Linked DNA regions of Homo sapiens: region 2 is linked to region 1. A link is a contact called in ENCODE Hi-C or POLR2A ChIA-PET data. All regions are on one chromosome and are shown on one strand. The core of a region is the stretch at or near the end of the contact, and the rest is flanking DNA. Distances in the headings are between cores, read along the strand shown. Region 1 has its middle 63 kb from the start of WDR26. Region 2 has its middle 15 kb from the start of DEGS1.

Region 1 (4,724 bases), core at 350-2,849:
TTTTTTTTTTTTTGGTAGAGATAGGATGTCGCTATGTTGCCCAGGCTGGTCTTGAACTCCTGGCCTCAAGCGATCCTCCTGCCTCAGCCTCCCAAAGTGCTGGGATTACAGGTGTGAGCCACAGTGCCCAGTCAGCTGACTCTAGACTTCTTTTGTCCCAGAAGCAAATAACGGCGTGTATTGTATAAGGCAGTTGAGCTATGCTTTTCAGTTTCTTGATGTTCAAAAAATGACCCGAAATAGAGAGTTATAAAAAATTGAAACTAGAAAGGTATTAGAGGGTTAAATCATGAAAGGCTTTCCTTGCCCCATTCTAAGGCATTAGACTTTATGCAGGCAGTAGGAAATCCCATTGAAAACTGTTGAGGAGGGAGGTGGCACATCAAATCTGTTTTAGGAAATTGATGGCAGGATGAAAGATAGACTGGAAGGGAGAGGGATTAGAAGCAAACCAACAAAAACAACGATTGATTAGTCATGAGTCTCGGCTGGTAAAGGACATTTTATCAAATATCTCCAGATGTCCACATGGCCTGGAGTGGGGAAGAGTAAGAAAGCAGAGATACCTATGGCAACCTCTCTTCTTATCAGAACCAATGGCCTGCCCTTCACCCTTAAGAGCTTAGTGTATACAGCAGAGAGTCCAAATCCTAATACTGTATTACAATACCTCAGAAGGCTACCCAGTTGTCATAGAAGCTTCAAACAACAGGAAATTTTTAATTTTAAAACAAAGTCCATTTTAATTTAAATTTTTAACTAACATTTTTAAAAGGCGGGGAGTAGGATACAACCCCAAAACAATAAGCTTTAACGGAGTGTCTTCACTACCAAAAGTTTGTGAATCACTGATCTAAATCATGGCACTCCCAGCACCCCTTCCCGGAGCGGGTGCCAGTCCTGGCATGGGTTCCCAGCCCTCTGGGGAGCTACTGGTGTGCTAAAGCTTTGCAGTGCCTGCGGACAGGAAGAGGCTCCAGAGCTCCCAGAGCTCCCATCCTCAGATCCACAAAAAAATGCGAATCTCTCCTAGAGCAATGTAAGTGTCTTGATTCCTCTTCCTGTCGCCTTTCCCCGCTGCCCTTTCTGCTGCACTGTTGCAGCACTGGGCTGATGACGCCAGGGCAGTGAAGGTTCCTTGCCCCCCGCATCTTCCCCTGTGCTGAAGCAGCGCATGGTAACCTGGCTGCCCGTGTTCTGATGCATTCTCCATTCTTTCCCACAGGCACACTCCCACCTGCATTCCAAACTGACTGTTTCATTTACATAATTCCAATAGCTTTCACTGCCAGCTTCCTGTTTTTGTAAACTCATGTAGAATTTTTTAGTTTCATAAGAAACAAGGGCCCCAGCTCACAATCACCCTCTACCAACATAGTTTATCTGCATCAAAGAAGACAGGGAAGCTTCTGTCCATTGGTTTCCCTTCTTATTTTAGAAATAGAAGCTTAAAAAACACCCCAGTGGTTTCCAATCCAGAGAGTTGCATATAAGCTTTTGACTTTACTGGTTACTGGCTTCCTGTTAACTGAAAGAAGTTTCAAGCTGAGTCAGAGAAGAGAACCGGGCCCAGCAGTGATTCATTAGTGTTGCTAATGACACCCCTACCGCCACCACCATCACTGCTGCTTTTGCTGGGGCTGCTGGGGCCTCCATGTTAGCCTAATCCTAAGAGAGCAAGAAACTGAAGCCATTGTCCTGATTTTCTCTTCCAGATGGCATTGCAGTGGCAGCAGTGAGCACAGGCCAAGCAAGACTGGCCTTGAGATGAGGAGGCCAGATGGGCCCTGAATCAGGGTGGTTTCAGGATGCCCAGGAAGGCACTGCTGCTGCAGAATAACTTCCCCCTCTCCCTGCCCTCCCTTTGCACAGTGCCTGAAGATTCTTCCTCCTTCTGAGCTTTTCTGGTCTTCCTGTAAGATACAAATACAGCTTAAAAGGGCTGCTCATACCCTAATATGATTAATGTGATGAGCTCACTTTGGAAAATACTAATCACTTGAGACATGCAGATGGAAGAGATGCTGAATTATAACCCAAAAGACTACCAGGCCAGAAAAGACAGTCAGGAAAGAGATGCAAGTGTCAACTACTTCTCAGTTTTGCCCAGATCCGGGCTTCACTGCAGGGTCATAGTCAGGAGCATCTGACCACCATACAGCCAGCAGTGCAGGAAGTGTTCAGCACTCTTCAGCCATGACTCTAGTTTAGGGATTTCTCTCAGTGCCAAGATCCTCCTGGAGGGCTCCAACAAACAGCAACACATAAAAAAAGTTGCTTTAGAAATGCATCTATAACAACAAAGGGTTCCCAACCCATATTCTTGCAGCTAAGTCTGTCATATGCATTATCTTATCTAATCTTCACAGCAACCTAGGAAACATCACTTCTCCTGATTCTACAGATGAACAGTGAAGATGATGCCACAAGTAAATTTCTGACTTAAAATATCATATTCCATCACAGTATAATTGATTAATTCCTAGACTTTAAAAATCAACATATCATTCACATAACATAAAATCTATCATTTTTTAAAGTAAACATAAAATCTATCATTTGTTAAAGTATACAGTTCAGTGGTTTTTAGTATATTCACTATGTTGTGCAAACATCACCACTAGCTAATTCTAGAACATTTTCATCACCCCAGGAAGAAATCTTGTACCTATTAGCAGTCACTCCCAATTCCTCCCTATGCCTCTCTCCCTGACAACCACTCCTCTACTTTCTGTCTCTATAGATTTGCCTATTTGAACATTTCATATTAATGGAATCATAAAATGTAGTTTTTTTGTGACTGGCTTCTTTCACTGCATGTTTTCAAGAGTCATCCATGTTGTAGCATATAATAGTACTTCATTCCTTTTTATGGCTGCATAATATTCCATTGTATGGATATACCACATTTTGTTTATCCATTCATCCATCAAAGAACACTTGAGTTGCTTCCCCCTTTCAGCTATTGTGAATAACGCTGCTATGAACATTATTGTACAAGTTTTTGTGTGGACATATGTTTTCAATTACCTTGGGAATTCCTAGAGTTTTTATATATCTGAAAACATAGGTAAGTCTAAAAGAAATGAGTATCAGCTATGGTATTGCATTCATTACAAGGTATTTATAATATGCCTGTTTTCAATAAGGATTTGCAGTATTCCCACCATGATATCCTATGCCACCTGTAGTATTGTACCCGTCACACTGAGTCTGTTTCCACAACTGCATGGAGTGCTCTTTGAGGGAAGGGACCCATCCTGTTCACTGTAAACAATTTCTTAAGTATAAGTCGCTACCTGTCTGTGAAGCAGCAGCACCTTCCTGGGCATGCTGAAACCACCCTGATTCAGGGACCATCTGGCCTCCTCATCTCAAGGCCAGCCTTGCTTGGCCTGTGCTCATACTGCTATACCACCTGGAAGAGAAAATCAGGAGGCTTCAGTTTCTTGCTCTCCTAGTATCAGGCTAACATGGAGGCCCCAGCAGCAGCAGGAGCGATGGTGGTAGCAGAAGGGGTGTCATCAGCAACACTAGTTAGGTGGGCCAGAGCTGAATGGACTGGAGTTGACATCTGCCCACGGGACAGCCAGCAGCACAGAAAGTGCTCAGACATGGAAGTTCTCCCCACAGTCTCCTCAGGCAGGAATGGATCAATTAGACCCTCCTCGAGTGGATGGTGGTTGGTATAAGCCAAGAGACACAAGAGAGGAGGCAGCAAGCAGCAGCCCTGAGGAAGCAGAAGTTCTAGGGTATTGAGAACGACATGTAGTTGTTCAGTAACTGCTGGGCTGGCAGAGAGGCTGAGACAACAGACTCGTGCAGCTGGGAGGACAAGGGGCTGAGTCTCTGCCACTACATGAGATCTTGAATAATTTTTCACTTCCCAGATTATGTTTCACTCCACATGAAAAGAGCATATCTTACTGCTTAGTTGCGCTCTCTCTGCCCACGGATAGCTCACAGATGCCTTTTTCATTGTTGTGTTTTGCAGAGATGGGGTCTCACTGTGTTCACAGGCTGATCTCAAACTCTTGGCCTCAAGGGTTCCTCTTGCCTCAGTCTCCCAAAGTGATGGGATTATAGGAGTGAGCCATGATGCCCACACTCAGCCCGCTCCTCTTGCCCAGAGAGTTTGCACATGGACTGCTGCTCCCCGACCCCCTCCTCCAGCCACTTCTCTCCAATAGCAAATGCCCTTCCCCTGGTGAATGCCCATTCCTCCTGGGATCTCAGCTCAGCATCACTTCCTCCAGGAGGACCCCTTGGAGCAGTAAAATCCTCTCCTCTAAGCCCTCACAGCTGCATCAGCGTCTTTGTGACACCACTGCTGTAAGACTGCATCTATGGAGTGATTCATTCATATTGATGCCCAGCTACACAAACACTCCATTAAAGTAGAGACTATTTTGGCTCAGCTTTGTATCCCCAGCACCTAGCCTGACACCTAGCAGGGCAATAAATATTTGATGAACGAATGAATTCATCGTTTTTTTCCAGGAAGGAAACAAGTCCAATTTTTAAGTAGTTAAGGATACAAGACCTTCCCATTGATCTTGTAGTAAAAAATCATATTGGATTGACAAAACTCAAGGTATATACAAGGCATGTCCTGGGACCCTCTCCTTCTGCCATAGGAAGGACAATACCTTGGCATGGGAGAGAAGGGGGCTGGGATCAGGACTGGGCTCATTGTGTGAGGTAGTCTCAAGTCCTTACATGAG
Region 2 (4,868 bases), core at 111-2,610, 330 kb after region 1:
AGTCAGCTGTATGGTAACTTGGAAGAAAAATTCATGGTGAAGGTAACCCGTGAGGAGATTATTTAAAAACCAATGGAGGGCTGACAGCAGTGGCTTATGCCTGTAATTCCAGCACTTTGGGAGGCTAAGACAGGAAGATCGCTTGTGGCCAGGAGTTTGAGGCCAGCCTGGGCAATGTAGCAAGACTCTGCATCTATCAAAAATAAAAATAATTAGCCAGGCATGGTAGTCCCAGCTACTCAGTAAGCTGAGGCAGGAGGATCACTTGAGCTCAGGAGTTCAAGACTGTAGTGAGTGATAGGGCAAGACCTTATCTCTTAAAAAAAGAAAAAGAAAGCAACAACAACAGTGGAAAATGCCTTGGGGAAAACAGCCCCAAAGTGTGATCTCTGCCTCAACCAAGAGACACACATGACAGATTCCAACCATACCAGTAATGCAGATTTTTTTTCTTTATTCTGTCTCTCCTCCCCACTGAGTTAGACAGCAGAGAGTCTTGCAGGAGGGGGAGGAGGAAAAGCAAAGAGAATAAATGGAAGACATCCTCCTTCCTGCCCTTCTCCACTGAAAAGGAGAAGCCCAACTCAAAGCTTCTCCGAAGTCCAACTCAGGCCTGACTTACAGAAAGAAGAAAGAAGCGGGAGGGCACAGTGGCTCATGCCTGTAATCCCAGAATTTTGGGAGGCCAAGGCAGGCAGATCACCTGAGGTCAGCAGTTCAAGACCAGCCTGTCCAACATGGCGAAACCCCGTCTCTACTAAAAATGCAAAAATTAGCTGGGCTTGGTGGCAGGCACCTGTAATCCCAGCTACTTGGGAGGCTGAGGCAGGAAAATCGCTTGAACCCGGGAGGTGGAGGCTGCAGTGAGCCAAGATCGCACCACTGCACTCCAGCCTGTGCGACAGAGCAAGACTCCGTCTCAAAAAAAGAGAAAAAAAAGAGGAAAGAAGCTTTAATCAATTGAGACAATAAAGTCTTTCTTCGGATCGGGCTGGATTTTTTAATAACTGGATAAAGGTGATTAATTTGTTAGTGACCAGGAGAGTCTACAAGGCTCTGGGATCTGCCTGAGATTCCTTCTGGGATCAGGGCAGAACAATGCAACAGGACAGTCTAAAAGAGCAGTTACTGAGAAGAAATGAATCTGCTTCCATTTGCACCCTTCCAAGTCTAGCTCATGCAAAAGCAGTTGTACTCAGATGACTATTTTACTCACCAGCAGCCACAGCTTATGAAAAAGGAAATTGACAAAGGAAGAGGGTGAAGGGGCATAGGCAAGAAGAAAAGTCTTGAACTAGTGAGCACTGAAATCAAAACCGCAGGCTTATGGTTAGAGAAATTTCCCCCATTTCATGTATGAGGAAGCGAATACTTCCAGAATGTGAGTGACGTGTCTTAGATCACACAGCTTAGAGTGCAGCAGAGGCTAAAAAGGGACAAAGGTTGTCTGGTTCCAAATCCCAAATAGAAGATGGACTCGATCCAGAGGTGACTCATGGTGGGGAAGGCAGGGGTCCAGGATCCAGGAAAACACCATGAACTGATAGAGCAGTTCTGCAGGATGAAGTAGCTTTTTCTATCTGTGTGAAGCCAACAATATGAATGAGTGGAGAAAAGAGCGCATAGCTTTCATTCTTCCAGAGTCTGAGTTTTGCAGGGGATTGACTGGGATTGAGAATACATTTGCAAGATATTTTGTTTTTCTTCCCAGGCTTTTGGTTTTTAAGAAAACAGTCTGGCCAGGCACAGTAGCTCACGCCTATAATCCCAGCACTTTGGGAGGCCAAAGCGGATGGATCACAAGGTCAAGAGTTCGAAACCAGCCTGGCCAACATGGTGAAAACCCGTCTCTACTAAGAATACAAAAATTAGGCTGGGCGTGGTGGCTCACCCCTGTAATCCCAGCACTTTGGGAGGCTGAGGTGGGTGGATCACCTGAGGTCGGGAGTTTGAGACCAACCTGAGCAACATGGAGAAACCTCATCTCTACTAAAAATACAAAATTAGCCAGGTATGGTGGCGCATGCCTGTAATCCCAGCTACTCGGGAGGCTGAGGTGGGAGAATCGCTTGAACTCGGGAGGTAGAGGTTGCAGTGAGCCCAGATCGTGCCATTGCACTCCCGCCTGGGTGACAGAGACTCCGTCTCAAAAAAAAAAAAAAAAAATTCTGGAGCCTGGGAAGTCCAAGATCAAGGCACTGGCATATTCAGTATCTGGTGAGGGGCTGCTTCCTTGTTCGTGGATGGCCGTCTTCTGGCTATAACCTCACATGGCAGAAGAGGTGAAGGAGTTTTCTGAGGTCCCTTTTATTTAATTAATTAATTAATTAATTAATTTTTTTGAGATGGAGTCTCGCTCTGTCACCCAGGCTGGAGTGCAATGGTATGATCTCAGCTCACTGCAACCTCTGCTTCCTGGGTTCAAGAAATTCTCCTGCCTCAGCCTCCCAAGTAACTGGGACTACAGGTGCACCCCACCATGCCTGGCTAATTTTTGTATTTTTAGTAGAGATGGGGTTTCACATGTTGGCCAGGGTGGTCTCAAACTGCTGACCTCAGGTGACCCGCCTGCTTCGGCTTCCCAAAGTGCTGGGATTACAGGCGTGAGCCACCGCACCCAGCCTGGTGTCTCTTTTAAAAGAACACTAACCCCATTCATGAAGACTTCACCCTCATGAACATAATCACCTCCCCAAAGCCCAACCTCCTAGTCTCCTCCCCTTGAGGATTAGGCTTCAAGGCATACATTTTGCGGGGACACAAACTTTCAGTCTATAGCAGCTGGTTTAATTGTTGAATACACTTCCATGGTTTAAAAATAGAAAAACATGGCCGGGCGCGGTGGCTCACACCTGTAATCCCAGCACTTTGGGAGGCCGAGGCAGGCGGATCACGTGGTCAGGAGATCGCGACCATCCTGGCTAACATGGTAAAACCGTGTCTCTACTAAAAATACAAAAAATTAGCCGGGTGTAGCGGCGGGCGCCTGTAGTCCCAGCTACTCGGGAGGCTGAGGCAGGAGAATGGCGTGAACCCCGAGGGGCGGAGCTTGCAGTGAGCCGAGATCGCGCCACTGCACTCCAGCCTGGGCGACAGCGCGAGACTCCGTCTCAAAAAAAAAATAGAAAAACATACAGGTGTCTAGTGATAAGCTCCTCCCAGCTCCTGTTCCTGTTGTTATGTTGTCAAACCCCAAAATATAACCACTGTTATTGATTCCCTGTGCATTTTTCTAGAATTTTTTTTTCTTTTCTTTTCTTTCTTTTTTTTTGACATGGAATCTCACTCTTTCTCCCAGCCTGGAGTGCAGTGGTGTAATCTCAGCTCACTGCAACCTCTGACTCCCAGATTCAAGTGATCCTCCTGCCTCAGCCTCCTGAGTATCTGGGACTACAGGCACAGACCACCATGCCTGCCTAATTTTTGTATTTTTAGTAGAGGTGGGATTTCGCCATGTTGGCCAGGCTGGTCTCAAACTCCTGACCTCAAGTGATCTGCCCCCCTCAGCCTCCCAAAGTGCTGGGATTACAGGCATGATCCACCGTGCCCGGCCTAGAGTTTCTTTATGCATATGCATGCCACTACTTAGCAGTACAGTCATGAACTGCTTAAAGATGGGGATGTGCTCTCAGAAATGCATCAAGTGATTTTGTTGTATGAATATAATAGAGTTTACTTACACAAACCTAGATGGTTTAGCCTACTATATACACCTAGGCTATATGGTACAGCCTATTGATGCTAGACTACAAAACTGTATGGCATGTTACTGTTCTGAATACTGTAGGCACTTGTAGCACAGTGGTATTTGTGTATCTAAACACATAAACATAGAAAAGAAGCAGTAAAAATATGGTAGTATAATCTTATGGGACTGTCATAAAATATGCTGCTGCTTGTTGACTGAAATGTGGTTATTCAGCATGACTCTATATTATTTCCCTCTTTATTTTTCACAAAAGTTAGTATACTGTAATATTGTTCTGTATTTTGTTATTTCCCTTAGCAGTCTTGGAAATACATATATATTTTTTTCTTTTAGAGACAGAGTCTCACTCTGTCTCCCAGGCTGGGGTGCAGTGGCACAATCTCAGCTCACTGCAACCTCCACCTCCTGGGTTCAAGTGATTCTCCTGCCTCAGCCTCCTGAGTAGCTGAGATTACAGACACACGCCACCATGCCTGGCTACTTTTTGGATTTTTTAGTAGAGACAGGGTTTCACCACACTGGCCAGGCTGGCCTCAAACTCCTGACCTCAGGTGACCCACCCACCTCGGTCTCCCAGAGTGCTGGGATTACAGGCATGAGCCACCACGCTGGCCTTTTTTTTTTTTTTTTCATTTTGAGACGTAGTCTCGCTCTGTCTCCCAGGCTGGAGTGCAGTGGCATGATCTCAGCTCACTGCAACCTTTGCCTCCCGGGTTCAAGCGATTCTCCTGCCTCAGCCTCCCGAGTAGCTGGAATTACAGGTACCTACCACCATGCCCAGCTACTTTTAGTATTTTTAGTAGAGATGGGGTTTCACCATGTTGGCCAGGCTGGTCTTGAACTCCTGACCTCAAGTGATCTGCCCACCTTGGCCTCCCAAAGTGCTGGGATTACAGGCATGGGCCACCATGCCCGGCCAGAAATATTTCTTAGCATATAGATAATTTTCTTATTTTTACTGGTGCCTAGTATTCTATTGTAAGGATATATCCCAATTTATGAACCCTGTCTCCTATTGATGGATATTTTATTATTATTTTTTGAGACAGGGTCTTACTGTCACTCAGGCTGAGTGCAGTGGCAGCTCGCTGCAGCCTTGACCTCCTGGGCTCAAGCGATCCTCCTTTCTCAGCCTCCCAAGTAGTTGGGACTACAGGTG

Evidence for each region. Hi-C counts contacts between places; a loop is a spot of excess contacts on that map. ChIA-PET counts read pairs that join two places held with the same protein, here RNA polymerase II (POLR2A). Pooled maps may share reads with other maps.
Region 2: a loop to region 1 is called in a map with no recorded cell type, with 25 times the contacts of the local background. The contact joins two enhancer-like sites. A Hi-C loop is called at or near these places in 1 of 37 single-sample maps with no recorded cell type and 10 of 50 pooled maps. POLR2A ChIA-PET finds 5 or more read pairs at or near these places in 3 of 52 experiments (activated CD4-positive, alpha-beta T cell and activated naive CD4-positive, alpha-beta T cell).

Annotation. Positions count from the first base shown.
Region 1 is chr1:224,495,191-224,499,914 of GRCh38, reverse strand. It overlaps a transcript of CNIH3 not described here. Among named protein-coding and RNA genes, the nearest start is that of WDR26, 63 kb to the right of the region's middle. RefSeq lists enhancers at 1,049-1,580, 1,656-1,855, 1,581-2,110. Within about 2 kb of position 1,599, at least 30 of the 41 ENCODE cell types and tissues checked have a DNase peak (open chromatin) inside an H3K27ac peak, as active enhancers do.
Region 2 is chr1:224,165,628-224,170,495 of GRCh38, reverse strand. No RefSeq gene overlaps it. Among named protein-coding and RNA genes, the nearest start is that of DEGS1, 15 kb to the left of the region's middle. RefSeq lists enhancers at 1-405, 406-1,375. Within about 2 kb of position 1,360, at least 9 of the 41 ENCODE cell types and tissues checked have a DNase peak (open chromatin) inside an H3K27ac peak, as active enhancers do.